Linked DNA regions of Homo sapiens: region 2 is linked to region 1. A link is an interaction called in ENCODE POLR2A ChIA-PET data of the cell type or tissue named here. Cell type or tissue: PC-3. All regions are shown on one strand.

Evidence for each region. Peaks named below come from ENCODE experiments on the same cell type or tissue, not always from the same donor. Only the 100,000 strongest peaks of a DNase experiment are listed, where the experiment ranks them.
Region 2: POLR2A ChIA-PET joins it to region 1 with 14 read pairs; 9 of 35 experiments call an interaction of 5 or more read pairs at or near these places.

The regions. Positions count from the first base shown.
Region 1 is chr10:93,354,991-93,359,990 of GRCh38, forward strand. MYOF (myoferlin) reads right to left here. Exons shown (of 54, transcript NM_013451.4): 29 at 4,843-4,988; 30 at 1,685-1,858; 31 at 638-746. Among named protein-coding and RNA genes, the nearest start is that of MYOF, 120 kb to the right of the region's middle. In PC-3, a CTCF peak has its summit at 2,901 (motif pointing left); no DNase peak of the experiment used is centred here.
Region 2 is chr10:93,469,430-93,474,429 of GRCh38, forward strand. All of the region lies in intron 1 of MYOF (myoferlin), which reads right to left. Among named protein-coding and RNA genes, the nearest start is that of MYOF, 10 kb to the right of the region's middle. RefSeq lists an enhancer at 1-734. In PC-3, no CTCF peak of the experiment used is centred here; a DNase peak (open chromatin) is centred at 1,972; H3K4me3 peaks cover 387 bases; H3K27ac peaks cover 5,000 bases.

The DNA of each region.
Region 1 (5,000 bases):
CTGAAAATTATTATTGAAATCAACCATTATTTAAATTTTGGTGCCTTTTTTCCTATAGTTAAAATTTTAATTTTGGGGGCTTACTAGACAGAATGAGCACATATGAGATAGACTGTTAATATCAGTGATCTGACCACCCTTCACCTTATATGTGATATGGTTTTCAACTGTAGTTTTAAAAACTCCTTTCATCAAGGATGAAAATGAAAGTCACGTTTGCATGAAGAGATTTTAAAAATCATATTCAGTGATTTGAAGAGTTTCCTTAAGATAAGAGTTACAGAAGTGGAATTCACAAAGTCATGTTTAAAATTCACTGCTGGCTGGGTGTGGTGGCTCACGCCTATAATCCCAGCACTTTGGTAGGCCAAGGCGGGTGGATCACCTGAGGTCAGGAGGTCGAGACCAGCCTGGCTAACATGGAGGAAATGCAAAAATACAAAAAATTAGCCAGGCATGGTGACGTGCGCCTGTAGTCCCAGCTACTCAGGAGGCTGAGGCAGGAGAATTGCTTGAACCTGGGAGGTTGCAGCGAGCCAAGATCGTACCACTGCACTCCAGCCTGGGTGATAGGGCCAGACTCAGTCTTGAAAAAATAAAATAAAATAAAATAAATCAAAAATAAAACAAAACTCACTGTCAAAATTGCAGGAAACAATGGGGGTGTTTGCTCCGAACACAGTGGTGGCACTGTGCTTCTGTTTCTCCAGGCTCTTCTCATCCCCATCTTCGGTAGTGTCTGCCCCCTGAAGTCAATTAACAGAGTCAATTAGCAGAGAAGTCAATAAACACTGCCTAAAAGCAAATCAACCAACCAAGAGGCAAGAATAACAAATGGAATTCTAGCTTTTTAAAGATGTTATCGTGCAAACACCCCATTTTTAAAGATGAATAAGTCCCAGGATAGCAAGTGACTTCCCTGAAGTCGCTTAGCTGGAAAGCAGCCGAGCAGGAAGTGGGAGCCAGCCCTCCTACCTCCAGTCCAGGTTTGCCAAACCCTGCTACTGAAAGAAAGGGAAAAAAAGGAAAAATGTAGAGGATAAACAGGGAGTAAAAGGATGGGATAAGGAAGAGAAAGAGCAGCAGCAGCAGAATACTGTGGGGTCAGAGTGCAGAAATACAAACATAGGCTGTTGGGAAATGGCTCCTGACCACCCTATTGTTTTAGATCACCCACTGCCATTCTCCTATTCCTTCCTTCCACCTGCCTGCTTTTTCCCCCGACTTCTTTACTGTGCTTCAGTATGTTCTTCCGTATTGCTCTCTAATTTTGTGAGCTAGACTTCTGATTTCCTCCCCCGACATCTGTATATTTATGAATATACATATGAATATTTTGTTGAACAGTTGCAGTTTCCAAGATGTGATTCAAAGAACTTGTGCCTGGGATGTGAATAGGTGTCACCTGAAACAAGGGTCCTGGAACAGATATATTTGGAAAACACTAGGTAAAGCAGGTGTGTAGACAGCAGTATTTCTTAGAACACTCCTGTGTTAATGGTCTATTCGTTCTACACGAGGTATTGAGCACCCAGGATGTGTGGCTTTCCCTCAACCTGTTAATATTTGCCATCTTATAGTACCAGGGTTACAGGGACCTCTATGGAGTTGGCAGTGCTGTATCCAACACTCATATATTTTCTCTACACCAATATGATCTGCGCTCTGGCAACCTAGTACTTACAAGGGCACCTTCAAGTTTAAAGATGGCAGCTGCACCATGTGTTTCTGAAGGAGCCATTTTTCTCCTCCAGCGTCTGCGGCGGAAGGTATCTGAACTACGTTGTTTCCAGTGAAATTTCCAGCCAATTAGAGAAGCATATTCCCAGCCCTCTTGGTCTTGCAATTCCTCCATGGCCTAAAACAGAAGTAAACATGTTAATGATGACGATGATGATGATGATATTCCTTATTTTGATAAAACAGGTTATATGATCAATCAACAGATACACAGTATTCAAAATCTACTCTGTGCCAAGTACTGAGCTAGAGTCAGGAATACAGAAAAGAAAAAAACAGACAGGACCTCTGCCTTGCAGAGCTGATGGACTGCAGGAGTGCAGAGAGATAACCAGGCAATGACAGCACAGTCGTGGACATACCCTCAGGAGGTGCACCTCATTCAGATTTGGGGGTGGGTGAAGCAAGTGGATTCTTTCTCAAATTGCTTTCTGTTTCCTCACTTCATTATTTCATAAAAATGTTGCTATTGTGATATAGTTTGTAAAACATTAGTATCTCCATTTTACATATGTAGGAAAAAAATTAAATGCCCCCTCCCAGGTTTAAATGTCTTGCCTGAGCTAATAGCTGCCATAACTGATAATTAAGTGATCAGAATATGTTATTTCTGTAATAACTAATAACAAATTCGTGTGGTACTTTTTAGCTTAAGAACTATTGATTTACCAGTGGTATCAGTTTTCAATGTTATATTCTCTTCATTCGACAAATATGAGTGCCCACTGTGTGACAGGGATCGTGTTAGGGGCTGAGGACACAGTGAAGAAGAGATAGGGTCTTTGCTTTCATGCAGCTGACATTTTCATGGCAGAAGTTTGATTTAAAATCTTAAAAATATGACTGGATTTAATAAACGTAAAACAATGTGGAATAATATTCAAGACCTGAGAAGTGAGAGCTCCATGTGGGTAATTATTGTTGGGTCTATTTTTTCACTTTAAATAAATGTAAAATGCAGGTTAAGCATAATCTTGTACCTGACCCTCTAGTAACATAAATAGTAGCAGTGAAAAATTTCACATAGCCAAGAGTAAGGCAGGTTAGGAAACATGATCAAAGCCTCAGAAATACTCGTTAGAACTGGACCATATCCTGAGCCTTCTAACTGATGGCTCAGTGTTCTTCCCGCTTCAACTTGGTGCCCTCGTGTGGAAGAAGAGCGTTCAAGCACCTTCAGAAACTTCTCACCCTGTCAGACGGGGATAATTAAACAATAGAGAGACATTCATTAAACTAAAGAGCTTCTACACAGCAAAAGAAACTATCATCAGAGTGAACAGATAACCTACAGAATGGAAGAAAATTTTTGCAATCTATCCATCTGACAAAGGTCTAATATCCAGAATCTACAAGCAATTTAAGCAAATTTACAAGGAAAAAACAACCACATTAAAAAGTGGGCAAAGGACATGAACAGATAAATCTTCAAAAGAAGACATTTATGTGGCCAAAAAACATGAAAAAAAGCTCAACATCACGGATCACTAGAGAAATGCAAATCAAAACCACAATGAGATACCATCTCACACTAGTCAGAATAGAGATTATTAAAAGGTCAAGAAACAACAGATGATGGTGAGGCTGTGGAGAAATAGGAAAGCTTTTACACTGTTGGTGGGAGTGTAAATTAGTTCCACCATTGTGGAAGACAGTGTGGCGATTCTTCAAAGACCTAGAACCAGAAATGCCATTTGACCCAGCAATCCCATTACTGGGTATATACCCAGAGGAATATAAACCATTCTATTATAAAGATACATGCATGCATATTTTCATTGCAGCACTCTTCACAATAGCAAAGACATGGAATCAGCCCAAATGTCCATCAATGATAGACTGGATGAAGAAAATGTGGTATATCTACACCATGGAATACTATGCAGCCATAAAAAGGAACGAGATCATGTCCTTTGCAGGGACATGGATGGAGCTGGAAGCCATTATCCTCAGCAACCTAACAGAGGAACAGAAAACCAAACACCGCATGTTCTCACTTACAGGTGGGAGCTGAACAATGAGAACACTTGGACACAGGGAGGGGAACAACACACACTGGGGCCGGCGGGTGGAGGGAGCGCATCAGGATAAATAGCTAATGCATGCTGGGTTTAATATGTAGGCGACGGGTTGATAGGTGCAGCAAACCACCATGGCACACATTTACCTGTGTAACAAACCTGCATGTACTGCACATGTATCTCGGAACTTAAATTAAAAAAAAAAAGACTCATTCATTCATTAGCTCATTTATTTGACTAGATTATTTACTGGGAGCATATTTCTGAGTTAGCAAGGAGGATACAAAGATGACTGTGGCTCCATCTTTGCTTCCAGAAGCTCACCATCTAATAAAAATAATGTCATAGTGCCTACCGGAGTTACCCATTCTGTGGAATAGAGAGAGTTCCTGTTTGGACTTAGCCCGGGTTCCAGCACCAGCTTTGTCACTTACTAAACACTTGGCCCAGAGCAAGTCTATTTAAACTCTGTGAGCATTATCTATAAAATGAGCATAAAATCCAAACCTTACAGAACATAGATGATGCATACTCAGTACCTAGCATTATAGAAAGCCACTTCTATACATGCCACTTATTATTGAGTGTTACTGTTCTATTTAATTTATTATTATTCCATTTAAAGCTTACAATACCCTAATTAAAAGGCATAGATATTATTCCCATTTTGCAGATGAGAAAGAAAGGGAAGTCAGGGTTTGAATCTTTACACATCTTGTTCCAAGTCCTGACCTATTACTACTACTAGATTATGCTGCCAAAATCATTTCCATTTAACACCTCTGTAGCAGTTCTCAACATTTAGCCTGCCTGGGAATCACCTGGATGGTTTGCTGAACTACAGATGGCTGGGCCTGCCCCCAGGATTTCTAAATCAGGAGGTTTGGGGTGGGACAGTTCTAACAAATTCCCAGGTGATGATGATATTGCTGGCTGGGGTGGGCTCACTTTGAGAACCCTTGAGTGGAGTGTTAGGCTCTGGATTTGCAAATAATTTCTGCAGAAATGGCTAGTTAGCTGGGACTTTGTAGTCAGGAGGGCAGAGCTCCCCAGTCCAGCTCCCTTCCCTTGCTTCTCTTACCCTTGCGGTGCTTGAAGCAGTCTGTGTTAAATCTTTCTTGCGTTTTCGGACCAGCCTTCGCCGTCTATGAGTGTGGTACATTTTCTCTGCTGCAACCCAGGATTTGGGCTTATGATCAGGAGGAATGGTGATTCCATATTCCCAGCCTGGAACAGAGT
Region 2 (5,000 bases), 110 kb after region 1:
GAAAAAGCTTTCTACACTGTCAGTACCCTGCAAGGCAATTTCACACATGGAAGCCATCATAATGTGTCCAACACCCTAGGGCAAACAAGAGGGAATTTGGGGCCCCAGACAAGGCCTCTGAGACCAGAGATGTCCAGCTCAAAGGCACCAATGCCCCAGGCCCCAGCATGGTGTGACCAGATGCCCTCAGGGCTGGCTTTGTCCAGGGAAGTTACTGCCAAGAGTAAGCAGCAGAGCCCAGATTGCCAGCAATGTGGGCTGAGTTCACGTGCCTGACCACAGGATGGGCCAGATTTGGATGCGACCAAGACCAAGCACTCAGGGCTGCATAAGGGACAGCACAGGTGGTACAGCCTTGGCGGTAAGCATTAGTGTTCCAGCTCCACCTAGACCCTGCTGTAAGACCTTGAGTGAGGCATTTCACCCACTCTACCCGAGACTCAGTTTGTTCAGCTCTCAAGTGAGGACTTCTTTCTTATTTTTATTTTTACTTTTTTGGTGAGAAAATAAAGGAGTAGGCCGGGCGCAGTGGCTCACGCTTGTAATCCCAGCACTTTGGGAGGCCAAGGCGGGCAGATCGCCTGAGGTCAGGAGTTCGAGACCAGCCTGGCCAACATGGTGAAACCCAGTCTCTGCTAAAAAAACAAAAATTAGCCAAGCATGATGGTGCGCACCTGAAATCCCAGCTACTTGGGAGGCTGAGGTAGGAGAATCGCTTGACCCCAGGAGGTGGAGGTTGCAGTGAGCTGAGATCACGTGACTATACTCCAGCCTGGGCAACAGAGCGAGACTCCATCTCAAAAAAAAAAAAAGAAAGAAACAAAGAAAGAAAGAAAGAAAATAAAGGAATATGTTAAAATTAAATAACTAAGTACATGTGAAGCATGTAGCACAGTGCTTAACAGCCAGTAAACCATCACCATCAATATAATTGCCAATAATGATAATGTCTCCTTTCCAGAAGTTTTTGTTTTTTTGTTTTTTGTTTTTTGAGACAGAGTCGCTCTGTCACCCAGGCTGGAGTGCAGTGGCACGATCTCGGCTCACTGCAACCTCTGTCTCCCAGGTTCGAGCCATTCTCCTGCCTCAGCCTCCCAAGTAGCTTGGGACTACAGGTGCCCAACACCATGCCTGGCTAATTTTTGTATTTTTAGCAGAGACAGGGTTTCATCATGTTGGCCAGGCTGGTCTCGAACTCCTGACCTCAAATGATCTGCTCACCTCGGCCTCCCAAAGTGCTGGGATTACAGGTGTGAGCCACCACACCCAGCCTACACTCTTAATTCACTGAACGCTGGCCCCATTTACAGCCTAGACTATAAGCTGCATGTGGGCAGGGCCAAACTTGCTTTGTTCCCCACCCTATACACAGAGCTAAGCACACTGCCTGGCAGAGTACCCTCTCAATCAATGCTTGGATCAATGCTTGTTGAATGGATTCATGCTTGGAATGAGGAAGGAGCTGCTAAACATAGGAGGGACAGAGACAGGGAGTGTCCTAGCAATGAATTCAGTCTGTTAGGAGGGGTAAGCAAAAACATAACATTTTATTTATTGAAAGAAAGAGAGAGAAGGGCAAGGAATTTTTTTTTTCAATTTATAAGCTGCACTATTGAGATGAAAAAGATGATGAAGGTCATAAACTAACAAACGGAGGTGAAATGAAGTGGACCTCGCCCTGCCAGTCAAATATTAGATTTTTAATACTTTACATTACAAGAAGTTATGGTTCTAGTCTCCACTAATAAAATGGCTCAAACTTGACTATCAGTGGAACTGATTCACTGCTAAGCTATGTCACCTCTGAGCTTCTGAGTCACAGCATGTCATAAAGGCTTTCATTGCTCTGTTGCAAACTCACCCCAGGGGGGATGGGTTTTTTTTTCTTTTTCTTTTTTTTTAAGTTCTTTTGTTCTTGGTACACTTTCTTCCTTTTTCAGACTGGATCCTAATGACTCCAACCACTAAACAACTCAATCTGTTCAGAGAGAGAGGAACTGTTTATGTGAGTTGGTTGTGTAGTCAGAGGTTGTGAGTTGTTTCTTCATCCATGCTGAGCTCAGTGAAGACGCATGGACCATCTGGAATCCAGTTAAATCCTGACCTGTCTCTGCCTCAGCTCCCTCATAGGGAAAATGAAGATGTCAATAATACCTACTTCCTAAAAACGAAATGAAGGCGGGGCGTGGTGCCTCACGCCTGTAATCCCAGCACTTTGGGAGGCCAAGGTGGGCGGATCACCTGAGGTCAGGAGATCGAGACCAGCCTGGCTAACATGGCAAAACCCCTTCTCTACTAAAAATACAAAAATTAGCCGGGCATTGTGGCATGCTCCTGTAATCCTAGCTACTCAGGAGGCTGAGGCAGGAGAATTGCTTGAACCTGGGAGGTGGAGGTTGCAGTGAGCCAAGATTGCACCATTGCACTCCAGCCTGGGTGACAAGAGTGAAACACTGTCTCAAAAAAAAAAAAAAGGCTCGGCACGGTGGCCAACTGGAAGACCTGGTATTGCAGAGGACCAAGGCTATTTCCCACACGTCTTTGGCTCTACTATGGTTCCCAGCACAACTCTGGCCACATGGACCTCAGAGCTGGGCTCCACTGGCCAAGAGGCCACCAGGCTCTTTCAGGCTGCTGCTGGGCTCCTGCGAGGTGGGCTTTCCATCACAGGAGAGCTGCCTTCCTGCTGATCACTGAGGACGAGGCCTGCACTGCAGCAATTCTCACTCTGAGCTAATGCAGCAAGTGTGAGCTGAAAATCCAAGTCAGAGAGTTGCTAAGAACCTACTATGCCCACACCCATTAAGATGGCTATTATGAAATAAAGAAGAAAAAAAGAAGTGTTGTCAAGGCTGTGGAGAAATTGGAACACTTGTGCAGTGCTGGTGGGAATGCAAAATGGTGCAGGATCTATGGAGAACAGTAGGCCATTTCCTCAGGAAATTAGAAATAAAATCCCAGCACTTTGGGAGGCCGAGGTGGGCAGATCACTTGAGGTCAGGAGTTCAAGATCAGCCTGGCCAACATAGTGAAACCCCTCCTCTACTAAAAATACAAAAATTAGCCAGGCATGGTGGCATGTGCCTGTAATCCCAGCTACTTGGGAGGCTGAGGCAGGAGAATCGCTTGAACCCAGGAGGAGGAGGTTGCAGTGAGCCAAGATGGCGCCATTGCACTCCAGCTTGGGTGACAGAGCAACACTCCATCTCAAAACAAAAACAAAAACAAAAACAAAAACAAAACTGTACACTTAAAATAGTTAAGATGGTAAATCTTACGTTATATGTGTTTTACCACAATTAAAAACAAAGAACCTACTTTGGCAATGCCTTCAAGCTGTTTGTGCAGCCACAGCTGACCAGCATCCTGTTTATTCTGAACAGCTAAGCCTGGGCCACCCCTTGGAAATGTCCCCCAGGACTCTGTATGTCCCTGCAGCAATGGGGGAAGAAGTGGGGCATAAAAGCCAGAAGACATGAGCACCTGTCATGCAACATTCTGTGTCAGCACTACGACAAGTTCTCTATATATTTTATCACAATTGCTCCCAACAACCTCCCTGTGAGGTATAGATTATTCTCCACACTCTGTAGATGAGGAAATGAAGGCTCGGAAATATAGTTGCCCAAAGACACCCAGCTCCTAGGGATAAAACCAGGAGTGAAAATTAATTTTTCGAATCCAAAGGTCATCCCTTTCCAAGTATTGTGTTGGTTACAGAAAGAAGGGGGTTCTTTTAAGTGAGAGGTTATGTCAACCAACAGAGTAAAGATGGAAAAGAACAGATCTAATCCCTGGAAGGAGACAGGCTGCAGAGTTCATACTCTAGGCCCCCAGAAGGCTGCCCTGTGAGTAGACACATCTGGTCTACCCACTTTGTCTTGGCCTTCCATGCCCCTTGGCCACAGTTAATTGGAGCAGGGCTGAACATCTGACCAAAACCAAGGCAATTGGTGTTTTTCTCTGAGCTATCTCATGCACGAGACGCTGCCACTGCAGTTGGATGTAGAGTCAAGACCCAGTCACCTTGCAGCAACCCAAAGCCCATGCAAGAGGCCTCACTAAGGACAGCCAATTTGCAGAGAGCCAACAATTATAGACAATATGCAGAAAAGTAATGGCTGCCATGTGCAGGGAGAAGCAGAGGCAGGAGGCTGCACAGTCCCTGGGAAATGAGGAGAGGGGAGCTGACATGATTCTGGCTCTTGTGAGGTCTGTGATCTGGACTCCAGATTTCTTTCTAGCTTTAGAAAAATCAAGGTTTCCTTGAGCACGCTGAAGTGGGTATCTGCTCCTTGTAATGAAGCAATTCTGAACCATGACTCCCTATCCTTTCAGATAGTACAACAGGCTAGGGAGAGAAGGACCTTATGCAAATGAACCATGGCTCAGCTTGGTTGAGGAAATGCTCCCCCATTTGATCTTTGGGAAGACAGCAAAATTTGTCTTCAAAGATCACTTTGTATTTCTGTTTTTGTTCGATCTCTTGGTGGCCTCCCTGCCGCCTCAGGTGGCTACTGCCCTCGTGCTGGCCTCTTGCTGAGCTACCCCAACCAGCCCTGCACTCGCCCACAGGGTGCACACTCCAGCTGGAAGCAAGGCAGTCTGATGTTCCATTTCACAGTACAGTGTGAGGAAGGATGGCCAAATTTGCCTGTCCAGTGTGGCTCCCTTATCACTTTAATTTAATCAGGTTGTTTCCTCAGTGTCTTTCCTTATTAGTGCCTTCCTTCTGATTCCAGTCCTGGGATGAGCTCCATCTGTGCTGAGAAGCATTTGACTCAACTAGTAAGCCTTCTTACTAGTCTCCCTGACTAGTACTAATCTGCTGTTCACATTGCGGCCTAGCGGCTCCCCAATGGTTGATGAGTAAAGTTCAATCCCTATTCATACCACGTTACTCCTCCCCATGGCTCTCTGGTCCTCCTGTACTGTTCCAAAGCCTGGAATGTCTTTTTTCCATTATTTCTGTCAAATTTCCACTCATCCTTTAAAACCAA